Linked DNA regions of Mus musculus: region 2 is linked to region 1. The links are chromatin loops, found by intact Hi-C in ENCODE. Cell type or tissue: heart. All regions are shown on one strand.

Evidence for each region. Peaks named below come from ENCODE experiments on the same cell type or tissue, not always from the same donor. Only the 100,000 strongest peaks of a DNase experiment are listed, where the experiment ranks them.
Region 2: a loop joins it to region 1, with 3 times the contacts of the local background. A loop is called at or near these places in 2 of 42 quality-filtered maps.

Annotation. Positions count from the first base shown.
Region 1 is chr2:76,862,096-76,870,095 of GRCm38, forward strand. Ttn (titin) reads right to left here. Exons shown (of 313, transcript NM_011652.3): 104 at 6,192-6,401; 105 at 5,913-5,990; 106 at 5,788-5,814; 107 at 5,327-5,386; 108 at 5,063-5,146; 109 at 3,128-3,202; 110 at 2,177-2,230; 111 at 1,179-1,580; 112 at 705-764; 113 at 255-332; 114 at 17-94. Among named protein-coding and RNA genes, the nearest start is that of Ttn, 120 kb to the right of the region's middle. In heart, a CTCF peak has its summit at 4,969 (motif pointing right); no DNase peak of the experiment used is centred here.
Region 2 is chr2:76,669,695-76,677,694 of GRCm38, forward strand. It overlaps Fkbp7 (FK506 binding protein 7), which reads right to left and starts at 3,404. Exons shown (of 4, transcript NM_010222.2): 1 at 3,112-3,404; 2 at 2,003-2,154. The coding sequence starts at 3,320. Plekha3 (pleckstrin homology domain-containing, family A (phosphoinositide binding specific) member 3) reads left to right here and starts at 5,621. Exons shown (of 8, transcript NM_031256.3): 1 at 5,621-5,940. The coding sequence starts at 5,901. It overlaps Gm39860 (a long non-coding RNA gene), which reads left to right and starts at 5,947. Exons shown (of 2, transcript XR_866494.2): 1 at 5,947-6,156; 2 at 6,299-8,000. In heart, a CTCF peak has its summit at 4,198; DNase peaks (open chromatin) are centred at 3,457, 4,167 and 5,477; H3K4me3 peaks cover 4,294 bases; H3K27ac peaks cover 3,164 bases.

The sequences.
Region 1 (8,000 bases):
AAATGAAGATGTATACCTTTCACTTCAATTATTTCTTCCTGCACTGGAGTCCGGGAAGGTTTTTGTGGAACAATCTTCTTAGAAACTTCAGGTACTTTAAAAACATGTACAAATACATTTGTAATGTGAAGGAGATTTCATAGCGCAAAATTTCAAAACTATGTCAGCTTGGGTAACTATATAAATCTCATGTGAGCATATATCGGAGAGCTTAGGTGCATGTCACTAGAAGAGTCTTTAAATGGTGTCGGTACCTTTGATGACTTGAACTTTTTCTTCCTCCATTCTCCGAGTAGTCTTTTCAACTTTTTCAACTACTGGCTTCTTTACAACTGCAAATATTTTAAAGAAATTGCAGTACTTTTAGAATTTCTATTAAAAATCCTTTCTTTTTTCTCTGTACATACACACATATGTATGTAAATAGAATAGTTTTAGAGACAGGCAGGTTTGGTGTTTTCAACCTTAAGCGCGAGTTACTGGAACTGTTTATATTCATTTTATCTTTACTGTAACATTCTTTTATCTTAATATTTTTACTGTTTCGAGTAGATATAAATTCTCAAGAGAAAATTCATAGATACAATAAACTCAGAGAAGAAGTTGTGCCTATTGGATTTAACTGTTGATTCAGTCATCCTTGCCAAACAAGCCATGATAAGGACAGGAATACTCTGCTTATTTAAATGATTCTAATCACATACCTTTGGGAGGTGGTACTTTCTTTTCAGGCACTTTGGCTGGGATTTTCTTCTCATGTAATTCTTTAATAAAAAGCACAAGATAAACAGGGATGCTTAAACCAGTCAATTCTAATAGGCTGTGTTTGTTGCAGATGTTAAAAAGCTAAGTGTAATTTAGTATTGTGAAAGGAATCTGTCATGCTGGGCAGTATATGACCAACATAACTGTAGAGCAAAGTCTCAAGATAGAATTGAGTAGTAAGGGCCCATGGGATGTAGCCTCAGTACTGGGACTAAGTGGTTCAACCTACAATGAAATCACATCATCTCACATAGGGATGATGTCTACTCTAGAAATTAAAGGATTAAAGACCATAGCCTTGGAGAAACCAAAATGATCATCTTAGCTTTTATGCCCATCTTACATCAAGTAACAACATCAAAGGAAGCAAAAATGAGGCGCAGAGGAAGAATGGCCACCCAGTTGATGCTTACCTTCATGAACCTCCTTCTGAACCTGAATTATTTCTCTTTCATGGTAAATCTCTTCCCACTCTTCCTCCCCTTCATCGTAGCCCTCTTCTCTCTCATAGTACTCCTGTCCTTCTTCAAAGTCCTCCTCCCATTCCTCGTGGACTTGCTTTTTAGCTTCCACCTTGATCTCTTCATAGTCTTCATCTGGTTCTTCATAATAGGGTTCTTCATATGGCTCTGTGTATGGTTCCGTTTCCAATTCCTCATAGGGCTCTTCCCAAGGCTCTATGTGAACTTTCTTTTCGTAGACTGCTTCCTCTCGTTCATACACAGCCTCTTTCTCTTTGTGAACCTCTTTCTTTCTGGTGATGGTTGTTATTTTTACCTCTTCAGCCTTAGAGGACACGTCAATAATCTCAGAAGCTGAAAGACAAAAGGAGAAGGGGGAAGAGAAGGAAAAATCCCATCAATTACACCCATCAGAAAGCTTTATCCAAGGGAAATCCACAGTTATTCAGCACCAAGCTCTGCAGATGCTGTAGTATTAGACTGAGAATCTCTTATGGTTTGCTTTTTATGGGTTCGATTTTATTAACTAGGCAACATGACAGGATCAAATGCTCTTTGCTCTTGATTTGAGGGTTTTCTTCTAGTGTCAAAAGTATAGATTCAATAGATAGTTTCACATTGCTATACCTTCCATCGTTTTACATGAACACCAGTTTGGAGAGCTCCTTGCAACTCCCCATGAAGCACGACATCAACATTATTTATAAACCCTTAATATGTGTGTGGATTATAATGTAAAGCTTAGAAGGAACCCTTCCTTTTCCATCCATAGCTTCCTTTCCCCTGGAGGAGCACCAGAAAACATTGTTTCTAGCCTTTTTTCACAATGACCAAGGGGACCTGAAAAATTTACAATAACATGGAAGCTTAATATTTAAAAACAATAAAGAGAATACAAGCAAACTTCAGGAGTAAATTATAAAATGGCTAATAATTCCTTTTTTATTTACCTTTTGCTGGAATCATGGGAGTAGGAGGTGGAGGCTTCTTGGCAACTTCTGGGACTTCAAAAAAAACAGAAAATGCATGTTTCCATTTAGACTGTGTGTTGTTTAATGTTTATTAATCTAGAGCACTATCATCATCCTTTGCATATGAATTATTACTAATGTAGCACCGCTTACAGGAGCAGCATAGAGCCCCCATCATCTCCAAACCAAGCTAATATGAGTTGCTATGACAAGTCAGGGTAACAAACTGCCCAGAGGCTGGGGTTTCATTCCAGTTTAGGCTGGTTTGAAACAATTCAAACGTAGAAGAAATAGCAAAGGAATGTGTAAAGGATCTAGTGCTTAAAGCTCACGCCTTTGCTCTTTTCATTATTAACTTTAAAGTTCACCAAACACCCATGCTTTCAAAGTGACCACCCAGGAAAGCCCGTGTGATGGTCGGTGCCTGTGCCTGTGTTGGCCACTGGGTGGGAGGTTGCTGGGCTTTCCCTCTGTGTCAATAGCTGCTTTTTTACATTAGTCATATAAATGTCTTCCATACCCCTCCAAGATAGATTACATTTCTCCTAACTGTGCCACTTTCTGTCTTCAAATGGTAAGACAAGAAAACCAAGAAAGACCCTGAGCTGGGCTACAGGGGCAGCATTGTAGCACCAACCCCTGAACTCCTCTGGGAGGGCTTGGTCAGAAAGAGCAGTGGAACCTGATTGATTTGAAGGTCTCTCTCACATCATCAGCTGTAGATGGCAAGCATTCTCTGCTTGTGTCATCAGTTGTCAGAGGCAGGCGTGGAAGGTAGAAATCCAAGAGTTTGAGAGACGAGGGGATTTCTCATCTCGTGACTCCAACTCTTACCCCTTGTGTTTCCTACACTAAGTTTCCACAGCGAAAACCCTAATGCCATTTCTTGATTAAAATTTTATTTGACTTTTAAAGTTGATTATAATATACCTGGTGGTGGTGGGGCCTCTTCTTTGGGCTTTGTGACAACTTTTTTGGTATCTTTTTTCACACCCTTTTTGGTCACTAAAAACAAAAACAAATATCAGATATAAGTAAAGGTTTTTAGGATAAGAACATTATAAAATAAACTTTATTGTGAGATACTTGCTTCAGAAAAATCATGTACTAAAAAGTGTGTGTGCATGAAAGAGAGAGAGAGAGATAGATAGATAGATTGATTGATTTTGGATACATTTGGTAGAATATATACTGTGGCTTTATATGTCCATTGCTTGTATGGTGGATAAGAATTAGCATTATCAGATGAGGAGGAGAGCAGTTATGCCCTCTCCTCTGTGTTTCATTTGGGTGTGGAGATCAAAATTTTCAGGAGAACAGCAAGTGGAATAAGAGAATTAAAGTCCAACCCATGTCATACGTGTGGGTGCAGCTGCTGCTGCTGCAAGGGGGTATGCACTGGTCACGGCTCTGAGCCATGTTGCCTGTGGCTGTTAGCATTTGTGAGCAGGAAACACCCTGTGATTTTAAAAATCTGATTTAAACTCTCACCTTTTGCAATGAATACCAGCAGTCATGTTGACATTTCCCTTTAAAGGGAAAGCCTTTTTTTTTTTTTTTTTTTTTTTTTTTTTAAACAGAAATTACTGCTTCTGACCCCAGAAAGATCATGGAATCTAATTTATGATTTTTGATTATTCCTCTATGCTGCAAGTACACAAAATATCCTCAAGTATGCTCATATAAATTACAAACATGTTTCCTTCTTTTATTGAAAGTATATGGACTGGAGAGATGGCTCAGTGGTTAAAAGCTCTGACTGCTCTTCCAGAGGTCCTGAGTTCAATCCCAGCAACCACATGGTGACTCACAACCATCCGTAATGGGATCTGATGCCCTCTTCTGGTATGTCTGAAGAGAGCTACAGTGTACTCACATACATTAAAAAAAAACAATCTTTAAAAAAAAAAAAGTATACTAGGCACAAAATTGGATGAAAAATACTGAATTTCTTTGGAACTGACTGAAAAATAGACCAAACATTTTAATATCAATTGCAGCAGGCGTAAGAGAACTCAACATGTCATTCCATGATGTTATTATAGTGGCAGTGACCAGGCTATAGAAAAACACAGCTTTGACCAGTAGATGTTTTATGGCTATGTTGAGAGAATCCTCCTAGCAACTTTGAATTTGTAGCCCTAGGAAGTCTTAGGCAACCTTCTGCCTGGGTTGTATGGCTTCAGGGAAGCTACTTAAGTATTTAGCATTTGAGATGGTCAATTTGTTGTATGTTTAAGGGTTTGTCTGTTTCGTTCTGCTTCTGAGGCAAGGTCTTACTATATAGTTCCATTTGGCTTGTCTTATGGGCCTTATGTTGGTGGTAACTGTCCCGACTCTGCCTTCTGAGCTGGGAACTTAGCTCTTAATTAGTTACCTCCTTCCTTGGTTAACACAATAAAACACAAACAAATCCCCACAGAAGACCCAGTCAAACATGTGAAAGGTATTCTCAGTTATATTTTTGCATAAATAGTATCTAACAACGAGTAGTTAGAAGTATAATTGAGGAGAAAACAAACCCCAATTTTCAGTTTTCTTCTTAACTAATATGATATATTTCCATAAGCTGCTCCACAAATTGGATTTATTATTATCATATTGATTGTTAGGCATAATAGTTAGCAGCATTAAAATAAATTTAATTTTAACTAATACCTAAGTGATTCCTTTGCAATATTTTAAAAGTAAACATAACATTTGGGTTAATCTGATAATTTTCAGAATTTCAAACCATGTAGCAGGAATAACATTTTCAAGTCAGTTCAACTTCTTGACCACAAGAGGGAGCACGAGTGACAGGAAGTCACATTTTCAAGACCAGACTGGAATTCTAAGGTTTACCACTTCAGTTAAGTGTAATACCTTCAATTCGTTTTGCTGGCGGCTTCTTCTCTTCAGGTAATGGCAGCAAAAGAGGGATGGAAGGAGCAACCGCAGGAGGGATTTCTGAGAAGAAAAAAAAGAGACATCTCATGCATTTTGTTTATTAATTCAAGGGTTTAGTCAGAACAACTGACACCAGTCTCTATTTAGAACATGAGCCGAGTGTTTCTCCTGGTTCCACAGTGGAGACGATGAAGTAGAACCTTCCTTCTCTATACCCAGATGCTAAGGCTAGGATCTTACCTTCCGGTGGGACAGCTCTGATGGGCATGGTTGGGATTGGAACTCTGGAATCGGGAATATCTGGAAGAAATGTATAGTGATAAGTACTGGGGAGTTGATAACACACGTTCATTGTTCAGTCACTCCCAACAGCCCCATCCGGCATGCAGACAGGATGATATTCATGACATAACACACGTGCCACACAGTTCTGCTGCTCATGAGATCTTGCTTATTTCTCTATTCACACCTTTGTGTGTTCCTAATAACAACTTCACTTTCTCCACTTCCCCAAATTCATAATGCATAACATTACTCTGCTTGAAATTATTTTTACCAAACAGCATTTTAATGAAAAGAGAAATGGTAACCTTGTGTATTTTAATTGGGCCTCTGTATTTATAAAACCACACTCAACTCACTATAAGCAAAAATTAAATATTAATAGTTATATTGTATTACTATAGATAATAATAACTTACCAGGAGGCTTCATCTCAAGTTTTATTTCTGCAAAAGAAAAAGAGAGTGTTTTTATATGTATAGCTCTCTGGGCAAGATGCTTGCTTTCAGGACAATAGCATGGTCCCCACAGGGCCTGTCCTCACCTTTGGTTGTTAAGTACAGTTCCGCTGTGCTTCTTGCTTCGCCTCTTGGCTCCAGCCGAGCAATTACTGAATAGACACCTGGAGAGAATTGTCATCCTACGTTAGTCTCCTAAAACACTTCCTTAGCTCAATATAAAATGCTCACTTCTGTCTTTCCCTCTTGTTATAAAGTACGCCACAGAGGATTGTAGAATGTAAGCATAAAGGTAGAAATATCAGTAGGCAGGTGCAGGTGAGTCTTACGTTACATAGTCACTGGCAAACTGTCCGTGCAGTTACCTTCGTCATCTGGGGTCACATTGTGGATTGTCATGTAATGGCAGCGGCCGTCGTTTCTAAAGTTGTATTTCTGGCTCTCAGTCAGCTCTGTTGGTCCTTTGTACCAGGTAACTATGGCGTCGTCAAAGGACACTTCGCACTCGAAAGTAGCAGACTGATGCTCGCTCACCACGATGTTCTGTATGCGCTTTGTAAACTGAATGGGTTCGGCTGTTTGGACACAAAGGATGCAGAGTTAGATGGCACAGACAGAAATCTCTGCTGATGTGATTTCGCTCAGATACTTAAAGCTCTTGGTGGCTGAGCTGGGGTTTCATCGTGTGGCTCAAGCAGGTCCCCACTGCCTTGGTCTTTCAAGTGCTGGAATTACAGGGTGGACACGTGCACCACCAGACCCAGCACAATTAGCTTTTTTAGGGAGGGTATCACTGTTGAACCTGGGCCTCACAAAGAAGTGCTATGCCACCCTCGTACTTTAATTTTTTTTATATATTTTTTGAGATGAGGTATACCTAAGATTCGCAGGCTGACCTCAAACTTTCTATCTTCCTGCCCCAGTCTCCCAGATACCCGGGATTGCAGGTCTGCGTTCCCAAGCTTGGCTTCTATTTGTATTCACTTACAACACTAGTGACACATTCTTGTATCAGTAACCAAACTATTTCCAGCCTTCAGGCCATTCTCAGAGAATGGATAGTGGACGGCGTAAAGAAATGCCCAGGAGTCCTTAAAACATTCATATGAAGGAAATGCCACAGGGAGATGTGAACCCAAACTCACATTAAATTTCAAAAGCTGTCCACGAAGTGGAAGGTTCGTAACGGGAGTACACATAGACAATCTTGCACTGAATTCCTTTGCAAACCCTTTCTTAACTTGAGAAAATTATTTTTTGTTGTTGTTGTTATTTAGGATCTAGAATTTTCTTTTCTATAAAGATTTCCCTGGGGAATGATTTCAAATTCAATGTGAAATTTGCAATTCTAAATTTCAGAGGATTCTCCGGAGTTCAGAAACCCACTTTCCAAGCACAGAAAGGTAAACACAAAGGCACCGCCCCCCTGCGGACAGCAGGCGCTTTTAGGAGCCGAACTAGGCGTGAGCAGATCTCCCTTCAGACTTGTGTGGAAGTCTGAGACTACACAGGTAACAGTGTCATGTGCATCCGGTAGACAATGACACTCTGGTGAGCTTTGTCACTGATGAACATATTTACAACATTTACTTATTTAAAAATGAATAGCACTTAAAACTTTACTCCAATATGAAGCTATTTTACTCTACACTTTTAACTTTAAAAACGAGGCACTAATATTCAGTGCAAAATAATTCAGAAACCTGAAATACCTCTGAACAAAAGATTAATATATAATTATTATAATATATAATTAATATAATATGTATTAATTTTAATAATTAAAATGGTACTAAATTATGAGGCACAGTTAACAAAAAAACCAACAAAAACAAAACAAAACAAACAAAAAACCCAAACCTATTCCTGGATAGCTTAAGGTTAATTCCCAAAGCTTAACAATTAAGAAATTATAGTATTGCTCTTTGAGTCAGAAATTTTACTTCAGGGATTCAGACAGTAGGAATAGAATCTTTTAAAGGAAATCAATATTTTTTTTAAAAAAAGCCATTACTCATCATGTATGTTGTTAATGTTATCTATAAAATTTCATACCCTTAACATCAAAGTAAGCCCCCGCCCCCAAAAGTAGCAATTCCTAATCACAGTTTCTTAGATTTATATTTACAACTTCTTTCCCAAGATTTTATTCTAGGAACCGTAGTCATAAATAT
Region 2 (8,000 bases), 190 kb before region 1:
AACTTAATTGAAGAGAGAACACCTGGTCTGCATGTCGACAGTACCTTTTGGCAGCAGCCTGGAGAAAAGGAACTCTGAAAAAGAAAAGTGTTTGCTTTTTGCCTGCTTGCCTTCATGTTGTGCTGGCTTCATTTACCCTTGCTGCTGTCACCATTCTTTGCTGACAGAGTCTGACAGTCTAACTTCCAACATGGACTGGAGTCCAGGAGCTCTAAAAAAATCCTCCAGATCTTGAGGGTTAGTGTGGCACAGCTGAGGCATCTAGCTTTGAAGACCAAGCAGCTTCCAGGTTCTCTCCATTGAGAAGGTAGCCATTGTTGGGCTACCCAGATCACTTCATATAAGCCAATCAATAACCTCCCCTTCTCTATCTATCTATCTATCTATCTATCTATCTATCTATCTATCTATCTATCTATCTATCAATATATTCTACTGGTTCTCTTTCTCTTGAGAACCCTAACTAACACAGCAATAAATCTTCTTTTACGCTTTGGTGTATGGTCCTAAAATTCAAAATTATTAAGTCAGAAGATAAGGGTACAATTACTTCTGATAAAACTCTTGGTCAAATGACTTCCTTCCCCATCGATCATATAAGAAATGGCCCATTTCCCCATGTCTCTGTCAGTATTCTCGTCCTCGCTAGTGGGATAAGCAAAAAATGATACCTTGTTTGTGTTCTAATTTTGCTCCAATTATGGATATAATTAAGCGTTCCATTAGAATCAAAGACAATTTGTGTTTTATTAGTTTATGAACTTAGCTTACTTCTAGGGCTAGATCACCTACCCACCAGTTAATCATATTTCCCCAACTTTCTGCAGGTTCACATATCTTCTTGCTCTAGGATCTATTTAAAAGTAGGCACAACTCTGAAACTTATTTTTTCTGCATCTGAAGGATTCTCCTGAGTTGGGGGAAGAACGACTCACCGCTCAGAGGTACCATCCTTCTATCCTGAAATTGTTCCTGACTCCCAAGTTTTAACAACTTAACCTGGCTGCTTACTAATGATCTTTACTGGAAGCACATATGTAATACTAAAACCAAAAATGTCCAAGGGAGCTTATGGAATATACAGTCATCCTAAACACTGTGTCTATGCAGAGGATGAGAGTCTGGCTGGAGGTTGGTACTCCAATGCTGTCTTGTTTTCTTTAGACATGAAACGAAAGGTATAGGATGAATTAAATATAACAAGAATTTGTTAAACAAGTTTCTGTGATGATTTCTTCTGTAACTTTTTAAAATTGACAAAACACACCTAATTTAAAATTTACTTTTTTGTTGTTTTTTTTTTTGTTTGTTTTTCGAGACAGGGTTTTTCTGTATAGCCCTGGCTGTCCTGGAACTCACTTTGTAGACCAGGCTGGCCTCGAACTCAGAAATCTGCCTGCCTCTGCCTCCCAAGGGCTGGGATTAAAGGCGTGCGCCACCACTGCCCAGCAAAATTTACTTCCTTGACTATTTTTAAATAAGTATAAAGTACAATTGTGTTACAGTGCAATCTACATCTAGAACTCTTATCTTGATCACTGAAACACTATGCTATTCAACATCTCTCCTTTAGTCCCAGGTAACCACCCTCTGCTTTTGTGTCTGCTGGCTTGACTATTATAGATACTTCATATAATTGCAATCCTACAGTATTGATATTTTTTTGTGTCTGGCGTCTTTCACTTAGCGGATTAGTCTTTAAGGTTCATCTACACTGTAGCATGAGTCAGAATTTCACTCTTTTGAAAGCCTATGTAATATTTCACTGTGTGCCCTATACCCATTGTTTTATTTGCTCTCCCATCTCTGGACTCTTGGGTTTCTTCCACATCTTGCTTCTTGTGGACTGTGCTGTTACTGAGAACATAGATATGCAAATATCTCTTTGAGACTTACTTCCATTTTTAAAGAATATACAGATTTGTTTTGATTTTTTTTATAAACGACTTATCTTTTTTAAAGCTACTAAAAGATACAGCAAAAAAAAAAACCCACAACTTACCGTAGCCTTCTTTTCCATATGCAAACGAAGGCGGTATAATCACCTTTCTCTTTTCCCCAGGGCACATGTCCATCATAGCAATGTCCAGCCCCTTTATGACATGTCCGACACCAAGAACAAACCATTTGGGGTGGCCTTCATCTTGTGTCCGGCTATGAGAAACCATACTTAGTGTGTAAGTAAGACCATCTCATAAAGGAAACTTAAATACAGCTCAGGCACTTGTTACTTAAGACTGGAATCTCTTTCCCCACATTGCACCCTTCAGAACTCTGTCCTTTGCGAATTGTTTGGATCAAACTTCCCCATAAATTGGCAGAGCATATCATTGGAAAACATTCTGATTTCTGATTTTTGCCGTCCTTACAAAAACTACTCAATGGTTCACTTTTAAAAATGGGTCTCCTGCCTCTAACTAGCTGGATGGCTTGAACAAAATGACTCATTTACCTTCTCTGGGTTTGTTTCCCAAACCAAAGGGGCAGGCTGAGCCCTAAATTTCATTTTAAGAACGACTGAAAAATAGCATCCTGTCAAATTTCTCTTCTACGTTGGAAGAATAAGTTTTCCTCTAAATTGGAAAGAATTGCTAGACTGGAAAGATTGGCCTGTCTTTGAGGGGAAACAGTACAGCTAAACAGACTGCATTCAGTCAGACCGGACTAGGGAACAGAGAGAATGGATGTGATAACCAGAGTTTTAGAAAATGACCCACAAAGTCCAGAAGGAAACGCGGTAGCTTTCTTATACACTCTGTTTGGAATCAGACTTCAGCTCTGGGTAAGGAGAAAGTGTGAATATCTTTTCAAGAAGCCTCTAGATTTAGTTTTCCGGGTTCCAAGGACAGTGGTGGTGGTCAGTGCTCTGCCTGACGTAGTGAGTCTGCAGTCAGTTTACTGCGCTTACATTTCAAATAACTAAAAACATTCAGTTTTGTTTAGGGAATGTCTTCTAATCTAAATCGGCATGAAGGCTTAATTTACTGTTAAAAAACAAAACCAAAAAACCTTAAAACAAAACAACCAGTTAGGCTCTGGCTGCTGCTGCTGGTGGTAGTGGGCAAGATGTGGTCTATCAACTGAACTTGAACTGGACGGAGCATCTCCTACCTGCAGTAGAATTTGGAGCCGTCTTTAGCCAAGTAGCCATCGTAATGGGCATTTAGCAAGTCTCCTTTCCTGCTTGTTTTGGAGCAGTTTTCTGGACGGTGCAAAACTTCTATTTTCACTTCCTCAGTGCTTTCTTCTTTTGTTTGTCCCTGAGCATCGGAACAACACCACAGGCTAAGGAAAACTGCTAGTCTGAATAGGAGATTCATGTTTCCCAAAGCAGCACTCCCAGGCCCAGTGTAAGCCCCACAGAGTGTCAGCAGGCTGATCAGACTGAATTGGGACGCGTGGCAGGCATTGTCCTACGTCACAAAGGTCCAAGGCGGGGCTACGAGAGGCCCCGCCCCCTCTCGCACCAGCAAATCGCCGCCGGTTGGAGTGTGTCTTGGCCGTTGGGTGCTCCGGTTGGCTGTACTCTGGCTAGAATAGCACCGCACACCCTGTCCGCAGGTTTCTTTCGCCTGCAGTAGTCAGACTTGCGTTTCCTGAAATAAAACTGGCATTATGGTGGTCGTTTCTAGGCACTTAGGAGATGCTGCAAAATTTTATGGGCTCCACTTGATGCCCTGATCTTGCCTCTCCAACACTGCCTCTGCTAACGGATTGCTTGAATGGCTTGGTTTTAAATTTTTAAATGCTACACTGACCCATTTGGCCATAGAAAAAGAATAGATAGCTGTAGGATCCTAAATACAGTATTTTTAAAATATTAAAATGTTGGGCCAAGAAATTGATACAAAATGCAAACAGGTCACGGTGGGATATTCTAGTCGTTATTCTTTCTAATCACAGGCTTCTAAGGCCCCTACGGACTTGACAGGCACAGTGGATGCAGACATTTTTGGAAGAATAGGTTCTTGACAATATAGGTTGGCTGCTCTTCTCTGGATATTTGTGGAAGTCCTTGAAGGATATTTTTGGAGGGGGGGATATGGTAGTTGGAGTACTGCGAAAAAAGACTCCAGGCCATGTCTACCGCATGCAGCCAGGAGACTCTCAGAACACACAGTGGAGTGTCTCCAGGGCTTCAGCAGCCCATGCCCGGCATTGCAAAAGATAACTTGTGTTTCTGTCCCTAACCTCTTGAGGCCGCCCTTGAGGTGAAGGCCTTTAGCAGAGAAAAGCTTTTTTTTTTTTTTTTTCTCCCATGAGAATTCATTCACATCAGACAGGAAAACTGACTATTGAACATTTTGTTCCAATTTCACAGCTGGCTAATAGACAACAGAGATTAGTCCAGTCTCTTGATATATCCCCCTTATCCTTTTAGTATGATAAACCTTTCAAACAACACAAAACTCGAATTTTATGGTAAGTGTCAGATGCCCTCCACAGTTGAACTATCATTACTGAACTCTATGTGATTTGTTGAATATTCAGCTCGTCGATTCCCCAAGTGGACATCCCGATCACCCTATTCAGTCAGCCTTCCTGGAAGGATAAGCCAGGGATTTCACTACCTCAATACTGACTCTGCTTTATGCAAAGTAATTGGAATTTGCAAAACTTTCTAAATCTAAAAGTTGTCAAGTGTGTAAGGACGCCCTTCCAAGTGAGATTAAAAAAAAATTAAGAGAAATCCTTTTAAAAACAAAACAAAAATAGGATGCACGATACCTTCTTAACATTTTTCTTCTTAACCTCTTCTTTCCTGTGTGTGTGTGTGTGTGTGTGTGTGTGAGAGAGAGAGAGAGAGAGAGAGAGAGAGAAAGAGAGAGAGAGAGAAGGGGGGTCTGTCTGGCCTAGAAGTCACTGCGTAGACCAGGCAGGCTTGGAACTAACAGAACTCATCTGCCTTCCTCTGCTTCCTAAATGCTGGTATTAAAGGCATACATCGTGATGTATGACATTAAAAGAAAAAAAAATGTGTGTGTGTGTGGGGGGGGGGCCGGGGGGGGGATGCGTGTAACATGGCCCATGTGTAAATGAGGTTCTTTCCTTCCACTGTGTGAGGCCCCCAGGACAGTACTGGTCAAGCTCCCGGAGGCAAGCGCTTTACTTGGAAAGCTATCTTGCCAACCCTAGTTCCATAAGACCTTGTTGGAGGACCTCTCTGGCCTGCATACTACTTTCTTAAAAGAAGGATGTAGCCCAGGCTGGCCTTTGGTCCTTCCTGCCTCAGCCTCTAGAGTGCTGGGATTACAGGGCCTTGCCATTGCTCCAGCTTTTCCTAGGAGGTAACTTCCTACTTCCCCGGAGTGTGAGCACTGGAAGCTCCAAGAAATGAGCAACCCTTGATTTTATTGAAAAAGATCCGAAGGAGGCGAGGCCTTCGGCAGCCGCCTTGTGCAGGATGCCCCGGGAGTTGGTCTGCTGCGGACTGGAGATGTCCGGATGCGGGGCAGCCGGGGAGCGGGGGACCGCGGAGCCGCCCCACGAGGGCGCGCGGCGCAGCCTCGGGCACGCGGCCGTCCCGCAGCCCCGCCGCCGGGGAGGGGTTTCGTGGGCCGAGCCGGCCCCTTTCATCCAGGAAGTGAAAGCGACGTCGGGGTCAATGAAAACAAGCCGGGAAGCCCGAGGGGAAGGAAGGCAGGCGTGCAGGAGGGCAGCGCCGGGGCTCGTGGAGCGGTGGCGGAGCGGGAGGGCGGCGGGCGCTGGGGTCGTCCCGGGGGTCGCCGCGCCGTTCCCGCTGGGGATGTCCGCGCCTCGCGGCCTCCGAGCAGCACGGGGCGCCCGCCGGCCGGGCCTCTGAGGGCCGCCGGGTCGGGGCGGAGGGCTGCGGGCCCGCGCCTCCGCAGCAGCGCGGCCGGCGCCGGGCCAGGAGGATGCGCGGCGCCGGGCTCTGAAGCATGGAGGGGGTTCTGTACAAGTGGACCAACTATCTCACAGGTACGGGGCGGGCGGCGTGGGGCGGCGGGCAGTCGGGCCCTTGGGCACCCCCTGGCAAGCCGCGGCACTCAGTTCCGCGCTCGATGCCCTCCGACCCTTCCACTGCCCCTCGTGGGGCCCATTACGGGCCTCTTCGATTGGGAGTTCGAGACTGCGTACCAGCCTGAGGATGGGACACCACCAAAAACCTGCACTGCCCCTTGTGCCTCGGAAACAGTATCCCATCATCTCTTTTATCCACTGTCTCCTTCATCCACGCTCTATGGACAGCATTTGTAAAGTGTGTGTGTGCATTTGATTTTAAGATTTTTTTTTTTTTTTTTTTTTTTGTATATTCCTTTACATTTTCTTACCACAGGTTTGAAAGTCCACTTGTTGCGGCTGGCTGAGCTCATCAAGTGTGCTTTTGGAAGCTATCCTCAGAGAAGGTTCTTAAGGATTGGTTTTCTGTGAGGTTTGGGAATTTGGGTAATTGTGAGACATAGTGGAAGAAAGCACATTTTTAACACCACGGGAATTCGAGTCATTGTGAGAAATGGTTGGAAGTGCAGCCCAGAAGGAGCGGGCAAGTTTCCCTGGTGGGGTAGTTAGAAGAAAGCTGTTTGTATAGAAATGGGATCAGCAGCAGGGGGCTGTCCCTGCCTGTGATATTGGAAGTCTGGCTTTTAAAACACACCTTAAATCCATACATACTCTGTGATCTTTGTAAGAACTAACACCAAAGGCAGGTGGTATTCATTCAGGACCCCAGTTGGATAGGCCTGGGTGGTTAGCCATTTTGTCCCAGAGGTACTTTCCAACCTCTGAATCCCATGATCTCACTGAACTAGAGGAAAACCGGCGGCTTGAAGGGAATTGTGGGCAGTTCTCAGATTCTTAGTTACAAAGGATGGGCAGTTGTCATCTTGCTGCTGCTCACATACTCTGCCCAGTATTGAGCATCCTGTGATGCACTCAGCTAGTGTTCATCTAACTTGTGGGGAGCTGCAGGCAAACCCTGCTAGGGCTAAATGCTTGGTTGTATCTGGCTAGAGCCAGATTTACGATAGCCAGCGGCTTGATGTTTATAATGCACCGTGTTTTCTGCTCGAATGGAAAACCAAATAATCATGCAAATGACAGTTTTTTACTGGAAGCCTTGAGACATCAGGCCGACACTTTTTGCTAAGAGTTTTCCTTTGGGCCCTTGCGGGCACTGATTGCTGGTGGAGGTGCGGTATCAGCTTTGAGGTCCATATCCTTTAAGCTTGGAGATGCAAATGTTTTTGAGCACACTGTCTTTGGAGGTAAGGCGGGAGGAATATTTTTAGCATGGCCCAGAGCAATGGGGCAGTTACAGCCATGAGTCATAATTACAGGGAAATTGCTCTTGGGGTGAAATGTTCTTGTGGGAGGTGTCCTCATAGCCTGTGGTACAGAGAGCCAACGCATGCTGCTGTGGCTTTAGTTTTTATGGTGCGTTTTAATTTAACTTCTAGTAAGCATTGGAGAGCTTGCTGAGGCGGAAGTCTTTTGTTTGGAATGATTCCATTTTTTTTCTTCTCAAAAATGTAAAGTTGGCTCAGCAGTATGTTCATCTATTAATTTTAGTATCTTGGGTCAGAAGGATGAAGAACTGCTTGTACTAATTGGTCTTTAAGGAACCTTCCAGTGTAATGACAGTGGTCTGCCTTTTTTATTTTTTAATACGTGTTTTCATAACATTTAGTAGCTTGAGAAAACTACTAGTTAAAGTAGAGATTGACAAAGGAAATAAGCTTTTTCAGTAGAAGGGATTGCCAACCCTTTTACTGTACTATAAATGTGTGAACCAATTAGGGAAAGTTAGGTTAGATAATTGTTGCAAAAGGTGTGTGGAGATAGTTAACAGGCTTGATTAGATGAGCTTACTCGGCCATGTGGCTTTCTTGGTTCCTACAATTTCCAGATCACCGTGCTCCCAGTTCCTTTTGAAGAGCTGCTGCATCATAATACGGCAATAATGTACAATTTGTCTTAGTGACTGAGGTGGAAGACCATGTTTTCACCACCCCCATTTTGTTTACCACGGTGAATTAGTA